Linked DNA regions of Homo sapiens: region 2 is linked to region 1. Evidence: chromatin loops called from intact Hi-C (ENCODE). Cell type or tissue: HepG2. All regions are shown on one strand. Links, peaks and the distances in the headings refer to the core of each region. The heading gives the core; the rest is flanking DNA. Region 1 overlaps SORL1 (sortilin related receptor 1). Region 2 has its middle 53 kb from the start of TRK-TTT2-1.

What was found. Peaks named below come from ENCODE experiments on the same cell type or tissue, not always from the same donor. Only the 100,000 strongest peaks of a DNase experiment are listed, where the experiment ranks them.
Region 2: a loop joins it to region 1, with 32 times the contacts of the local background. A loop is called at or near these places in 9 of 110 quality-filtered maps.

What each region holds. Positions count from the first base shown.
Region 1 is chr11:121,587,354-121,595,688 of GRCh38, forward strand. SORL1 (sortilin related receptor 1) reads left to right here. Exons shown (of 48, transcript NM_003105.6): 28 at 667-798; 29 at 1,906-2,037; 30 at 2,687-2,821; 31 at 3,648-3,803; 32 at 8,270-8,335. Among named protein-coding and RNA genes, the nearest start is that of SORL1-AS1, 140 kb to the left of the region's middle. RefSeq lists enhancers at 2,511-2,610, 7,902-8,335. In HepG2, for the core only: a CTCF peak has its summit at 4,251 (motif pointing left); a DNase peak (open chromatin) is centred at 4,238.
Region 2 is chr11:122,502,396-122,510,730 of GRCh38, forward strand. No RefSeq gene overlaps it. Among named protein-coding and RNA genes, the nearest start is that of TRK-TTT2-1, 53 kb to the right of the region's middle. RefSeq lists a silencer at 3,437-3,496. In HepG2, for the core only: a CTCF peak has its summit at 3,542 (motif pointing left); a DNase peak (open chromatin) is centred at 3,536.

The sequences.
Region 1 (8,335 bases), core at 312-8,311:
AGGCTGCAAACCTTGGAGAGAGCCAGTTGCAGTTCAAGTACGAAGGTCTTGCTGTGTCCTCACATGGCCCTTTCTCTGTGTGGGCATTCCTGGTGTCTCTCTCTTCTCAAAGGACACGAATTCTTTTGAGTTTAGGCCCCATTCTTATGGTTTCATTTAACCTCCATTACCTTTTTAAAGGCCCTATCTCCAAATACAGTCAAATTGGGGATCAGGGCTTCAACATACAAATTTTGGGGGAACACAGTGCATTCCATAATATTAGTTCCTTACAGAAAAATTTGCCTACCCCCGTATTAGAGAGTCAGTATCTATTAATCATGCTTGAGATTGGGGGTTTGATGCCAGACAGCTCTGGATTTCACTTTTGGCTTCATCTTCATCAGCTGTGTACTCTTGGCAAAATACTTAATGCTACTGCCCTTGTTTTCTCATTTTGAATTAGCGACAATAAAATCTCTCCTAATGTTGTCTTGAGGGTTTAATGATGCACTTTATGTCAAATGCTTTAGCTCTAGGCTTGGCAGAAAACAAGTGCTCAATAAATTGTGGCTTTTACTGTTGCTTCCTGAAGCCACATCTGTACTCGTGTGCACTTGCCCAGGGCTAGAGGGCCCAGCCAGCCGCAGTGCTCATGGCCTCTTCCCTTCTCTGGATCCCTTACAGAGCCCCTCTGTACGCACTTCATGGACTTTGTGTGTAAGAACCGCCAGCAGTGCCTGTTCCACTCCATGGTCTGTGACGGAATCATCCAGTGCCGCGACGGGTCCGATGAGGATGCGGCGTTTGCAGGATGCTGTGAGTTGGGGCAGGCAGGGGAGGTGACTCACGGTCACTAAAGAACTTGCATGGGGGTTTGGCCACCCTGGGGTTGTGTCTCTATTTAATAACTGACAGGTCTTGGTTGAGTGTCGAGGGTTTGACCACCCTGGAGTTGCACCTCTATTTAGCTTACATGTCTAGGTTGAGCATCCAAGCTTGCCTTTTCTGAGAAAGACTTTCTTTTGTTGCTTAAGGAATCCTGCTTTTCAGTTGTGGGTGTATGTATAAGGGGCAGGATGGCGAGTGACCAGGGTCTTGGCTCAAGGGTCGCTGAAAGTGAGAGGCCTTTCTTGCCAGTACTGTATCAGATGGCACTCCCAGCGTGCCGTAGCCCCTTACCCTGCTTCGATGATCCTGTCACAACTTGCCCCAATTTGGACCTGTCTGTTCATTTTGCTGCCTGAGCTTTACAGGAGCAGGGGCTTGTTTTGTGCATTGCTATGGCCCTCTCCTAAAATAGTGCCCTTCTTGGAGCAGCTCTTATATTTGTTTCCTGGGACTGCTGTAGCAGAGTACCACAGACCAGATGGCTCAAACAACAGAAATTTATTTCTTGCAAGCCTGGAAGCTAGCAGTCCAAGATCAAGGTGTCGGCAGGGTTGGGTTCCTCCGAGGCCTCTCTCCCTGGCCTCATAGACGGCTGCCTGGCTGCCTTCTCCCTGGCTCTTCACACGGTCTTTCCTCTGTACACATCTGTGTCTAAATTTCCTCTTCTGTAAGGACACCAGGCCTATTAGATTCGGGCCACCCAGATCACCTCATTCTAACGTTTCCTCTTTCAAGCCCTTATCTCTAAATACAGTCCTGTTTCTGAGAGACTAGAGGTTGGGACTTAAACACATGATTTTTGGGAGGATAAACTCAGCTCATAACACGACTCGGTAAAGATTCATGGAATGGATTAATTAACAAAGTGTGTGCTCTGTTTAGATTAGGTTTGGCTTTTGCTTTCAAGGCATGGTTTAGCCAGACAGTCCTTTGCCAGAACTCACTGCTGTTCCCCCTTGCTTCTGGGCACCACTGCTGCTTCGACCCCTCAGCATGGAAGTTCCTGGACTTCATGGATGTTTGTTCCCTCTGTAGCCCAAGATCCTGAGTTCCACAAGGTATGTGATGAGTTCGGTTTCCAGTGTCAGAATGGAGTGTGCATCAGTTTGATTTGGAAGTGCGACGGGATGGATGATTGCGGCGATTATTCTGATGAAGCCAACTGCGGTAAGATGTCCAGTCTGCCTCCTCACATCCTAATCCTCTAGTTAACAGTGATGCCTGCAGTTACAGGGACACTCACCGGCAACCCCACTGCAGACTTGGCCTTCCCGTAACTCAGCAGCAGTTGCTGCCAGTTCCTGAATACTCATACGAGTTGAGTCTTGAAGGGGGCAGCTGGCACCCAGCAGGTGCTAGGGAAAAGTTTATTTGATCTCCTTTCCTTTCTGTGGTTGGGAAGACCACATTATGTATAAGGAAGGTGGTAGATAAGGAATTATGGTAAATATTATGGAGTGACCTCCCCCTAAAAGTGACAGGCCACAATGTAATAGTTATTGTCATGATTGGATTACCATCAATAGTTGTTTTATTCCTTTGGTAAAATGTCAGAATTAAAATTCAGGTGATTGTTCTCAGGATATTGTAGTATAGATCAGAGGAACATGGGTTAGGGGCTGGGAAGATGGGGTTTTGTTTAGTTTGTAGGTGTATTTTTTGTTCCCCATTGGGTCCATGAAGCTGCCTTATCTCTTTATGGGTGGGAAGTGTGGGTTGCCCTGGAACTTGGGTCTGGAGGAGGATGCCTAGAGTTGGAGCCCTGTGTTCACACTGATGCAGGGAAAGCAACTGATGATGTGGTTGATCTCTGCAGAAAACCCCACAGAAGCCCCAAACTGCTCCCGCTACTTCCAGTTTCGGTGTGAGAATGGCCACTGCATCCCCAACAGATGGAAATGTGACAGGGAGAACGACTGTGGGGACTGGTCTGATGAGAAGGATTGTGGAGGTAAGAGGCCCCTGGGGCCTGGGTTAGCCCCATAACCAAGACACACCAGAATAGTTCCACCAGCTATGCAGGATGTGCCTGGCTGATTCCGTGTTTTGGGGGGCATATTTTTGTGAGAGGAGTGACTCAAATTTTTTCTGTTCCTCTTTCTCATTTTGAAATAAGTGTGGTTGGTTTCTCCTATTTTCAGGCTATTTATTCCGTATTTGCAGGGCAGAGTGAGAAGTCTAGAGCCTTCCTACTCAAAGTATGGTTTGCAACCAGTAGCATCTGCATCTCCTTGGAACTTGTTAGAAATGTAGAATCTCTGACCTCACCCCAGACCTACAGAGTCAGAATCTGCATGCTAATAAGCCCCCAGGTCCTGTGTGCTCCACAATGCATTTGAGGAGCACTCATGTGGAATGCAGACTTGCCCCTTTCCTTTCTGGCATTCTCATCTCTGAACCAGGTCGTGGAGTAGTTGCGGTTGAATTAACTAGAACACAATGCTTTGCCTCAGTAGGAATTCTCTTAGCCACCCTGTGCCTCCTCAGCCACCTGTTTCTTTCACCAGCCCCTGCAAAAGCAAACTTATCTGAATATTAACCGAAATCAAATATAGTAAGGGAAATCTACTCCCCAAAAGGGAAAAGAATATTGCCTCTTCTGACAACCCATTATACATGATTTCTAGATTAGCCGCTGCTCAGAGCTGTGCCAGTCACTGGCCTCCCTCAGCAGGTACAGCTAAAACTGGGACATCCGCACTAGGTTTGGGACATATTTGGTCTAAGATCAAGCTGCTTCTAATGTTTTGGGTTTCCGTGCTTGGTGTTTTTCTCAGATTCACATATTCTTCCCTTCTCGACTCCTGGGCCCTCCACGTGTCTGCCCAATTACTACCGCTGCAGCAGTGGGACCTGCGTGATGGACACCTGGGTGTGCGACGGGTACCGAGATTGTGCAGATGGCTCTGACGAGGAAGCCTGCCCCTTGCTTGGTGAGTTCTGGCCCAGGTCCTCTCCTGTGGTACCTGCTATTGTGGAGAGGACCTTCTGGGGGTGTGCTCTGGGCACAATCCAACCGGGCCCCATGCCCTGCTGTCTGGGACTCTGCTGTGTGGCCAGGTTGCCTGTTACTAATGGTGTACCTCCAGGGAAGGCTGATTTCTAGCATTTTTTCCTGGATCATAGATGCATAGGAAATTGGAATGGGAGCATCTCATCCTCTATAACTGGCCTCTGACCTTCCTGCAAGATGCCAGCCACCCTGATTTCCACCCAGGCTATGGTTATGCCACCTTTGCTGCCTTCTTAGTGGGAAAGTACAAATTGGAATTAATGTGGAACTTTTTGTGTGTGTATTAAACTCTGGGGAGAGAGCCCAATTCAGCTTGCTAGTTGGCCGGCCTGTCCAACTAAAAGAAGGGTAAGCACTGCCATCTAGTGGCTAAACTCAAAGAGGCAGCTGAAGGTCTGTAGTCACCATATTGTTGGAGGTGGGGTAGAACTTGAAATCCCATTTCGTGTGTGCTCCTAACAGCAGGCGGAACAGAGGTGAGGATCCTGTGTTCTTTCCTAAGCAGGAGTCTACTTCAAACTCAGTTATAATAGGAGAACAAATAATTTTTTGCATGCTTTGCATGATCTTTTCCCTTCTTCTGTGAGCATGTTCTTTCCATTGCTTCCTTGTTTAAAAACATCAAAATCCCAAACTTTAGTGAACCTAAAGCATGTAGGGATCTCCTGGGTTCCACCCAGAAATTCTGATTCTATGTTTTTTATAAAACATTATAAAAATGATGTTTTTACTAGGGTGGTCTTTTTGCCATATTGAGTTTCCTCTTGTTCTCCTGTCTAGAAGATCAATTTTTGACAATTTCTATTTTCCAGGCCCTCTGTGAGCTGATTCCTCCTTGCCTCCCTGGATTCCTTACATCAGCCAAGCTAGATTCCTGATCTTCTTCAGATAGACTTGCTTCTTTCCTGCCTGTGCACCTGCAGCAAGGTTTTGCCCTCAGCAGGAACTCCTGTACCCTCAACCTTGTCTTCCTACTTTCCTTATCACTGAAACCCACCATCCATCAGTGCAAACAGAAGCATGGATTTTATAGCAAAAGAGACCTTGATATATTCATATCATCAGAACTTCTCAAAATGTGATGCAAAGACCACCCTAATGGAATCGCCTGGGGTGTTTATAAAAAAATGTAGAATCAGAATTTCTGGGTGGAGCCCAGGAGATCCCCATATGATTCTTAGGTTCACAAAAGTTTGGGATTTCTGCTTTGAACAAGTAGGGTATTATTCTCCTTTCAAGCTCCACCTCTGTGGCGCTTTCACTGATTCCTTTAAATGATTTCCATCTCTTTTCCAGTCTCATTAAACTTACCCATTGACCTTTTGATTCTTAACTATGATCTGCCATATATTGCTTCCTAATTATTTCATGCGTGTTGATCTTTGCTTCCATAGCCATTGTGTGGACTTCCTGTTTGGGAATCATGCTGTCTACTACTTTGAGTCCTGCTCTGTGTCTCCTACAATAATAGGCAAATAGTCAGTATCCCCTAAAATGCTTCTCAAATTAAAATGAATTGTAAAAGAGAAAACAAAACTTTGTGTCTGTCCTTTCTCCTCAAGGCCTACATATTTATTGAATAACTTGATTATCCTCTTCAAGTTGTTTTTGCTTATTGAAACTCTGACCAGGACATTAATAGACTCTAGCAAATTCTGACTAATCCAGTGATCAGATCTCTGTTTATATATCCTGTTCAGCTTTTGTACTTTCTTTTTTGTGCGCAGTGCTGGGACAAATTTAAACTCATTGTTATCTGTAGCTCGTGGATCTTCTTTGTTTAGTGTAGAAGTCTTCTAACTGGCTTATTAACCTCATATTTCTCCCCCTTTCAGTTTTTCTTCTGATAAGGCCCATACTGATGAATGCTCATGTCCTCCCCAGTATTGGAGCCCTCTGATGCCTCCCTTATTGTCCAGGGCATGATTTGCCTTGGCCTGGCATTCTCCCCCTTTTTATTTTTTATCACCTGTCTCCATGTACCTTGTGTTTCTGCAGAGTGGTTCTGAGATATAGGGAAAGCCCCTTTGAAAATCCAATGAAAACTATAGAATATGCACAATATCCTGAAGTTAATAATTGCTTTTTTCATTTGTTTGCTTAGGTTGTTTTGTACCATTTGCCAATGCTTTCTGCCTTTCAGTCGCCACTCAGGATAACTTTCCACAGGTCAACATGTCCAGGGATTTATCAAGTCCAGTTTTTCTCTTGGAGATACTCCTTCTAACAACGTGGATTCTCCTTTCGGGACAGATTGTTCTCTAGTCCTGCTGTGTGCCTGTTACCCAGGGACTTTCACTGCCTCCTTGGAATTCTCTTTGCCTTTCTCCCAGTTTAGATTCCTTGTTTCCTGGATCTTGTGTGTTGCTTTTTCTTGGTTTACTCCCTTGTTTGGGTGGAGTGCATCCTTCAGTAGCCTTGTCAGGTGAATATGATGACGCAGTGGCCAAGGACACTGTGATGACAGCTCTCAGGTGTTTGTCTCTTGAATTTTGCTGCTCTGGTTTGTATTGGTTGCCCTGTATACCTGGGGCACAACTGCCTTTTAGGACGTTGCACCATCATCATCTTCAGGATTTCCTTTACCTCCATCTCCTGTTGGAACTCCTGTTTTCTGTGTCCCAGTTTTTCTCTTTTTAGTTTAATCCCATGTTTCAGTAGAGCACGTTTTCTGGAAAATGCCTGAGAAAATGTATGTGGGAGGCCTGTGTGAGGTCTTGCTTGTCTTAAAGTGTTTTAATTCTGTCTTCAGACTTAATTGATAGTTGGGCTGGGTTTGGCGTGCTAGATTGTAAGTAATTTTCCTTCAGAGTTTTGAAGGTTTTGTTCCACTGCCTTCAAGCAGCTTTTCGGAAATCCAAAAGCCATTTTGATTCTGATTTTTTTTTTTTTGTATGTAACCTGTTTTTAATCCTCTAGAAGCTTGTAGAATCTTCCCTTTGGCACCAGTGTTTTAAAATTTCACAATGATGTGCTTTGCTCTGAGACCCTTTCCATCCAACATAGCGGACACTTGCATGCTTTTTGATATGGAAGTTTATATATTTTAGTTCAAGGAATTTTTCTTGAAGTTTTTATTAATGATATTTCCCTCTCTGTTTTCTCTTATTTCCTGGAACTCTTGTCATTCATATATTGTCTCCTGATCTGGTCTTCTTCCTTATTTTTTTGTTTAATCTTTTATAGTTTTGAAAATTCCCTTCCCCCACCCCCCCAATTTTCTAGGAGATTTACTCAACTTTATATTTCAACTCTTTGCTGAGTTTTTCATCTTTGTTGTCATGGTTTTAACTTTAAGAGCTTCTCCATTTTTACCACTGTCCCTTTTTATGGTATCCTGTTTTCTTTTTTTCTTGGATAAATAATATATTCTTTCTTTCTGAACGTATTAAGGATATTTGTTTTTGAAGTTTTCTTCTTGCAAAGCCTCTATTTCCTCCAAATGGCCTTTTTGGGGGTTAGGGCTCTGTTTGGCTTTCTGCCTTTCATGTCAAAGCCTTTTCTCAGATAGTTCTTGGTTGCTGCTTGTATTTAAGGCTGGGGACTAAAGTGCTGGTAAGTAATTCTGAGCACATGGGTGGGCTTGTCAACTTCGAGGTTCATGGCTGGGAACCATGGGGGAACTCTGAATCTTGGTTACTTCAGGGTTAGTCTCTGAAGCTGGTCATTTTCCCCAGAGAAGATTATTAGATCTCCTGCCTAGACAATAATTACCTTATTGCTAGGATCCTCGGAGAAGAGGACTGGGACTTCCATATGTAGGTTTAATCCCCCTTTTATCAGTAGGATATACTTGCTGTCAACTACGCCTATCTAAACAACTCTCTGTTTTTACTTTCTCCAAATAACAACCCTCCATTCTTCTATTGGGGTGACGTATGGGTTGGTTGCCTCGTGGGACTGATAGGAGGGGATATAAGGAATGTAGCTGCGTCTTAAACATCATTCAGTCAGTTCCCTTATTTTAACTCCTTCTTCACTTCCAGTTAGATGCCAGTTTCTGAACTTTTGGAGGACTGTGTGTTGTTGATCTGATTGGTTCTGAGCTTTCTCCTGTGACGGCTTAGGGTAGGACGCAGCCTTCGCTGGCCTCTTTAGTCACATACCGCTATCTGTCTTCTTTCCAGCTCCCAAATCTCATTATCCATGTCCTCGTGGATTTAGGTCTTTGAAAACAATCTCTTGACTGTGGCTTTAGTGGGATCCTGTGGGGAAGCAACATTAGATGTCTGTATCTACTCTGCTCTCTATCCGGAACTCGCATTTGTCTTCAGGTTCCCATTGTAATTTCTAAAGCACCGTAATCTCCTAGCATATTGATTGGTTGCTGTTATTGGCCAGCTCCCTCAATATTAAAAAGTAAATTTTAAAAATCTTTTATTTTAGCAAACGTCACTGCTGCCTCCACTCCCACCCAACTTGGGCGATGTGACCGATTTGAGTTCGAATGCC
Region 2 (8,335 bases), core at 246-8,245, 910 kb after region 1:
TATGTATACACTGTGAAACAATTACCACAATCAAGCTAATTAATATATTAATCACTTCACGTAGTTACTATTGGAGTGTGTGTGTGTGTGTGTGTGTGTGTGTGTGGTGAAAATTTGTAAGATCAACTTTCTTAGCAACTTTTAAGTATGCAATGCATTATTATTAACTATATTCTTATGTTATACATTAGATCTCCAGAACTTATTCATTCTACATGATCGGCACTTTGTACCCTTTGACCAATATCTCCCCATTTCCTCCACTCCCCAGCCCCTGGCAACCACTGTTCTACTCTCTACAACTATGAGTTCTAGTTTAATTTAGAATCCACATCTCAATTAGACCATGCAACACTTCTCTTTCTCTGTCTGGCTTATTTCACGGTATCATGTCCCCCAGGTTCATCCATGTTGTTACAGATGGCAGGATTTCCTTCCTTTTTAAGGCTAAGTAATATTTCATTTTATATATATACTCATGGACCACATAATGTTTTGGTCAATAACAGACTGTATATGCAATGGCATCCCATAAGATCATAATACTGTATTTTTACTATACCTTTTCTATGTTCAGATACCTTTAGATACACACAGAACCATTTTGTTACCATTGCCTACAATATTCAGTACAGTAACATGCTATACAGGTTTTTAGCCTAGGAACAACAGGCTGTACCATATAGCCTAGGTGTGTAATAGGCTACACCACCTAGGTTTGTGTAAGTATACTCTATGATGTTTGCACAACAACAAAATCACTCACAAACACATTTTTCAGAATGTATTCCCATTGTTAAGTGATACATGTCTTTATAGACGATTGAATATATAGATATGTGTATATCAAGGAGCAATAGGCTCCTAGATGCACACACCACATTTTATTCATTCATCCATTGGTGGAAAATCAGAATGATTCTACATCCTGGCTATTATGAATAATGCTTCCATGAATATGAGAGTGCAGATATTTCTTCGACATACTGCTTTTATTGCCTTTGATGGCAGATGGAGGATTGCTGGATCATATGGTAGTTCTATTTTAAAATTTTTTTTAGAAAACGTCATGCTGTTTTCCATAATAACAGTACTAATTTAAATTCTCACCAATAGTGTACAAGAGTTTTCTTTTCTCCACATCACACCAACGCATGTTACCTTTTGTTTTTTTATTATAGCCATCCTAACAGGTGTAAAAATGGCTCAGATATCTCATTGCCATAAATGCATTATTGTCCACTTCATTAACATGTGACTTTAAGAACCAGCATTTTTTTATTTTCAGAATGACTAAAGGTCATCATATGTACACAGAGCTTTATCTTTATGAGACCTGGACCTACAAGGATATGTAATGTATAATACAACATAATAGACTAAGAAATTCCCTTTATATTTAACTATGGATATAGTTAAGTATGAAACTTCCTTAATATTTAAATTTTTAATACTGGTTCTAAAATCAGCACTCTTGTACCTGGTCAGCTCAAAATACTATTATTTATTTATTTTTGTTTGTTTTAATAAAATAATGAAGAATATCAATGAAAAATGTCCAAATACATGGAAATAAATTGAGTAAAAAGAATAAATCCAGTAATTAGTCTGGGAGTACAAAGCAGGGTTGATTTCATTACATAATCATTTCCAAAGGGAACTAGCTGTCTTCCTTTTGAATCTTGATTAAAGGTGTGCATAGGAAGGATATTCTACTCCATGTTCCTTGGGGATTTCTTTCCATGATCTGGTTTCCCTTGAGTAGTTGGTATGATTAACTGGGCTGGTTTCTTTTATAATTGTCCTGAAGCGCTTTGCATTTTGCAAAACTGCTTCGCAATTGTTTTTTTCTCAGGATGTACTTAAAAATGAATCCATTAGGTGTAGCGGGCAAGCACAGCTCAGGGAGGTGTTGTTAGCAAAGCCAGAATAAAATCACAGAAAGTCTTCCCATTTTTTTAGGGTGCTCAAAGTGCTTTTCTCAAAATATTTGCATTTCCAAAACTCAAATATGTCCAGAAGAACGGTGAACTTAGCTTTTCCTCTTTGGATTTAGGATAGAGTTGTCAGATAAAATACAGGATGTCCAGTTAAATTTGAATTTCAGATAAACAATGAGTATTTTTTTAGTATAATTAGGCCCCATGTAATACTAGAAATTCTAATAGTTCTGCATTTTATTTGCTAAATCTGGGAATCTTAACTTAGGAAGATAATGTTACTCACCCCAGAGCTGTATGAACTTTGGGCAAGGAACTTAATGGATTGAAATCTCCTCATCTCTAAAAATAAAATGTTGTACTACAAAAATTGCAAGTGCATTTTATTTCTAATTCAGCTATGATACAACATCTTTTCATCATGCAAGATTTATCTAGAGGTATAATTACGGGTCATGCAAAGAGTGCCCCATTTGGAGTAAGAAGGATCTGAGTTTGATCCCACCATTAATTAACTATGTGATCTTAGGCAATCAAATTCTTGAAATCTCGGATTCTTTATCTACAAAAATGGGGATAAGGTACTCATTATAAGGGTCAAATTAGTTGATGTGTATAGAAGTGTTTTGGACCTATGTGAAGTCATAAGCAGATTATGACTTACTAGGAAGAAGTTACTCTCAAGCAATGTAAAATGAGTTATTAGCTAAGTTGCATGGTCAGAGATCCGTTCTCCTGTATGACTCAAACCAAGTTTTCAAGCTCAGGTAAGTTCTTAAAAAGGTACCCACAAGTAGTCATTTTACTATCTTTGCTCTTTGTATTTTAGGAGACTTACGGTTCAAGCGTCAGCTCTACACCTCGGTTTCTTCAAATAGCAAATGAGCAAAAATAATACCCACTGCACACATGTATCATGAGAGCTGAGTGTGAAAACATAGAAAACACCTGGCACACAGAGTTTCTCACTAGAAATATCAGTTCCTGCTCTTCTCTATGGTTCTCTTGGATGCCTCAGTTGAAGCCTGCTCTGGGTACAGACCACTGGTGAGTGGGTGTGTTTAAGGCGCGGGCCTCTGTTTCCATTCCCCTTTTCTATGTAGCAGTTCTGTTGTCAGAGCCCAGCAGGACTAGGAAGGCCTCTTCCAATCTCCAGATCTCCCTCTATGAGGGAGCCTGAGATGCCTAACATGTTTTGTATCTTCTGATCTCTAGGGACTCAGAAGACAATAATAACCTTCCCTACCTCAACCAGATTCAAACCAGAAAGTGGCAAGAGAAAAGTCGCCTTGACCCAAAGGGGCATCCAGCCTCTCCCATTTCAGACGCAGGATAATGCAATCCAGACCACATGAAATTTCCCGTATTTGAAGACTGCCTCAGCCCTCTTTGCACCAGGCTTTCCAGCCTCTCTCCCTCTTGCCTCAGACTAAGCTCTCCCTCAACCACATTGTGTGACCAGGCCAATCCTTGGAGACAGAGAGATGTCTGCACTAGGGAACTTCCAAGCTGCCCAGGGGATGATGAATTCACCCCTGGCAGAAGCCAACTTGGAAACGGCATCACGGTGCTTTGTGAACATATCTATGGTGCAACAGTGACCTCCAGTGGCTGAGCCAGGAGGCAACCACTGCCCACACTGTCTCAGGCAACCCTGTCCTCCCGGAGGCTAGCGTACAGGATGATAAGCTCTTCTTGGAACCACTTCCCAGAACACCTATGCACAATATCTTAAAAAAAAAAAAAAAAAAAAAAAAAAAAAAAAAAAAGAGAGAGAGAGCAAAAACATAAGCCCAGAGTTACTCACCAATTGAATCCGACCATGTCACTCCACCACTTAGAAAACGTATGTGGTTAGTAGTCCCTCTATTGATCACAGAATAAAGTCTAAAGTTCTTAGTACCACAGACAGAGTTCTTTAGGATCTGGGTATGACTACCTGTCATTTCCTACAATGTCCTCTTTCATTAATACACACCAGACTTTCCCCTAGTCTCTAAATGGCCTGCTCTATTTTAAGTTGAGCAGTAGAGGGTCCTCTATTTAAATGACCTTCTTCACTTTTCTACTGGTACAATTTTCTTTTCTTTTTTCTTTTCTTTTCTTTCGTGTGTGTGTGTGTGTGTGTGTGTGTGTGTGTGTGTGTCTGTGTGTGTTTGTCAGGGTCTTGCTCTGTCACCAAGGCTGGAGTGTAGTGGCACAATCAAAACTCACTGCAGCCTTGACCTCCTGGGCTCAAGTGATCCTCCCACCTCAGCCTCCTCAATAGCTGGGACGATAGGTGTGCACCACAATACCTGCCTAACTTTTTAAAATCCTTTTTCTTTGGAAGGGTTTCATGTCAAAAATTGCCATCTTAGTGACACTTTCAGTATTATCTCTCCTTACCACTGTAGAATTAATTTTGTTTTCAAAACATACAGCAAGTGGAGTTAAAAACAATCCATTTATTTATTCAAAAAACAATAATAAGACATCTATTATAATGCCAGTCATTGTCCTGGATAGTCAGGATAACAGATAAAAGAGGCATGCTTTCTGACCTCAGAATGCATATAGACTAGTGGAGAATACATAGAGAAATCATTGCCATAAAGTATAGCAAGGAGCTATGTGCAAATTACACAACTGGCTTAAGAATGGAGGTCATCCCTTCAGCCTGTGCAAAAGGCAATTAGAGATCCTGCCCCAACAGTGAGAGGCATTGTCTGGGTCTTGAAGGAGTAGGAGTTAGCCAGGCACTGTAATCCCAGCCACTAGGGAGGTTGAGGCAAGAGGATTGCTTGAGGCCAGTTCTAGATCAGTCTGAACAACATAGCAAGACCCCCATCTCTACAAAAAAATTAAAAATTAGCCCAGTGTGGGGACGAGCACCTGTAGTCCCAGCTACTTGGGAGGCTGAGGCAGGAGGATTGCTTGAGCTCAGGAGTTTGAGGCTGCAGTAAGCTATGATCAAGCCACTGCGCTCCAGCCTGGGTGACTGAGCAAGGCACCATCTCAAGGGGGAAGAAATAAAGGAGCCAGGAAGATAGGATAATTTTAAAAGGGAAAGAAGAAATGAAGCATATTTGAGGCATCAAGTAACTTACACAGAAGCACGAATGTGTTGGAACAAGGGAGTAATCCATCATGGTTGGCACATGCTGCACAGCAGAGAGATATAGAGCTAGAATGCAGACTGGGATCAGAAGGCAGGATCAAGAGTGTAAAATGTTGGTTATGGGAATGAGGAGTCATTAAAGGCTCTTGAATGAAAGCACTATTTAGAAGGAATACGCTGGCACAACTAGCAATAGCACATAAGGAAAGCAAAAAGAAATCAAAATTAGGTTTCTTCCTGTTCTTGGTACTCAGAGTCACTGGGGTGTCAGTCCAATCTAATCTGAGAGGCTAAAGTAAGGTCAGTGAGTGGGTAAACAGACAGGTCAGGCACAGGACATAAACGGAGAAGACCTAAAACACAAGAAGAGCAGTCACTTGGTGTGTAGTTGTGAATAGAAACAAATGCCAAGGCCAGGCACAGTGGCTCACACCTGTAATCCCAGCACTTTGGGAGGCGATGGGGGGTGGATCATTTGAGGCCAGGAGTTTGAGACCAGCCTGGCCAGCATGGTGAAACCCCATCTCTACTAAACATACAAAAATTAGCTGGCTGCGGTGGCTCATGCCTGTAGTCCCAGCTATTCGGGAGGCTGAGGCAGGAGAATCACTTGAACCCAGGAGGCAGAGGTCGCAGTGAGCCAAGATCATACCACTGCACTCCAGCCTGGGTATAGAGTGAGACTCTGTTTCAAAAAAAAAAAAAAAAAAAAGCCAAAGTTTCAGAAAGTAAGAGGTCCAGGTCCAGGTGAAAATGTGGAGAAGTCCCACCTTAGTCTAGTGAACAGCACCTTGCTGGATCATGGTCACTTTGAAAGGGCTGGATCCTGACTGTCAAGGGAGAGGGTCCGATGAAGCTGCTCTAAAAAGTCTATTGTGACCCTGGAGGGCCTTCCCCCAAGGGACCAATGGAACTCCACTCATGATTCAAATATGTGTCCTGAGTATCTGGGAGATGACAGAGGCATGGGTCTGTTCCTCGGCCTCCAGATAATAAGTACTGGCTGGACGTCCTGTCGCAGGATCTATTATGTGTCCTTTCTGGACATTTTATGAATGGGGGAAGATAGCTGTCCCTTGACATACAGGTGACTAAGATATCTGGAAGACAGTATAAACTGGAGACTGCATATCTATGCATTTTTGCATGTACACATCCCAGAGACATAAGGCACACAGATGAAGACCCACGATCAATTTCTAATAGCGCCTCTCTTAGGGAAGGCAGCCGACGTAGGAAGAGGATGGTATGGACCTCCATCTCCCCTATACTGAGCTGCTATTGTTGTACTTAACACAGCATAGTGCACCCGTCTGTTCACTTATCTATTTGTTACACTAGAAAACATGCTCCTTGAAGACAACAGACACATCTCCTTCAACTAGCACAGTCAGCATTCAATAAATATTGGTTGAATTAAAGAATAAATAAGCGACCCTGGGATGGGAGAAATTGGTTATAAAGTTCCCGCAGACACCTACGCATTGGACTGGAGCACCAGAAGGTCCTGAATCTTCCTGGATTTGTCCTTTATCCTTTATAGACATTGCTAACATGTGAATTAGAACAATAAATGTTAATTTTGGAAACAGATGAAAGTAATTTTGAATTCAAGCTGTGCCACTTTATTCGCTTGGGCAATTTACTTAAATTGCCTAAGACATTGTTTCCTCTCCTAAAATATAAAGATAATAATAATACTCTTCTTACTAAAATGTGGCGAGAGTAAGAAATTATACATGTAAAGTGCAGGATGTAGCAAATAGTAGACCTCCAATGAATAGTGGCTGTTGTGATTATTGCATGGAGTCTCTCCTTACAATGGACTTTGAACCAACACAAACCCCGGAAACCACAGTGGATAATTTTATCCAACAAGCACTTCTGGTGCAGGATTCAGGAACTAAAGAAGGCTTTGGTATGACTGGGGTGTTTTGCGTCCATGATTCTGTGGTGGAAACATACAGATGGGTGCTTGTGCACCAGCCGGACAATTCCAGGGGCCTTGCTGAATATGAAGTAATGTCAGTATGGGGGCATGCCTGCATCCATACATCAGTCTGCTGTTGCTGGAGTTAGGGGAGGGAAGCTATGAATTCCTCAGGTCCGAGAATCACTTATGGAGGCTACACAAGTACTTTGACATCCAAGACAAGACAAAGCACTAGTGAAACGAGAAAGGTTCCCTTGGCCCCCTTTCAGGGCATGTGATGGGGGTGTGGCTCGCTTCTTCAGTGCCCCGCTGCTCAAACCTCTAGGGGAGCATACAGACAGGAAGGCTGTGGGGTTTCAACCCCATGGCAGTGTCTAGGGGTGGATGTTTACAGCTCCTGAAGCCCCAGTGGGCATGTGTTACAGGGTGCTCTCTTAGTTTGCCGCCTACAGGCGGCTTGCGTTGACCAGCTCAATTAGACCCTCTAGCTTGTCCCAAGGACAGAGGGCTTTCTGTATCCCTGGATTTCTTGCCTTGGTGTACTGGAAGAATCTGATCACGCATGGGTTTGGAGAATGAGTGCAAGGTTTTATTGAGTGGAAGTAGCTCTCAGCAGATGGGGGAGCCAGAAGGGAGATTTTTTCCCCTGGAGACCAGCCGCTTGGAGATCCGGGCTCTCCTGCGACTGCCCCAGCCAAACTCCCCGTCGCTCCGTGGTCTATGGCCTGCCGCCTGCTGGTGCCTATCGGGTGCTCTTCCGCTGCTGTGCTCTCAACTACCAGCCGCTTGCGTCTTCTTCCACGATGTGTTCCTCATGACATCCAGCCACTGTGTCTCTGCCTTGCTAAGGTTTCTGGTTTTTATAGGCCCAGGATGGTGGCGTGGGAGGGGGGCCAGGGTGGTCTTGGAAAATGGAACATTTGGGCGCCAAAGGCAGGAGCGCCTGTTGTCACCTAGGTCCTTGGGGGTGGAGCTCTATCCAGGGAACCACCTTTCTCTACTCAGCACTTCCCTTACCCCCTTCCCTGTCATTCAAAGGGACCACGTTCTTCCCTTCCCAGCACTTCCATATCACTAGTACTACATCCAAAGCACTAGTACTACAGATCTAGCTCCTACAATTATAGGTGACAGCATAAAGAAGTAAAAAAAAAAAAAAAAAAAGAAAAGAAATGACACTCTTAGCTGAGGTTGCTGGTTAGAAAACAAAGATGTTTAATACCATAAAACTCACTCTGAAGTTGACTTCATAGAAGTAGAGTGTAAAATAGTGGTCACTAGAGACTGGAAAGGCATCAGAGGTGGTGGTGGGTGAGGACGGAAAACCAGAGGTTGATTAACAGACACAAAATTAGGGACATG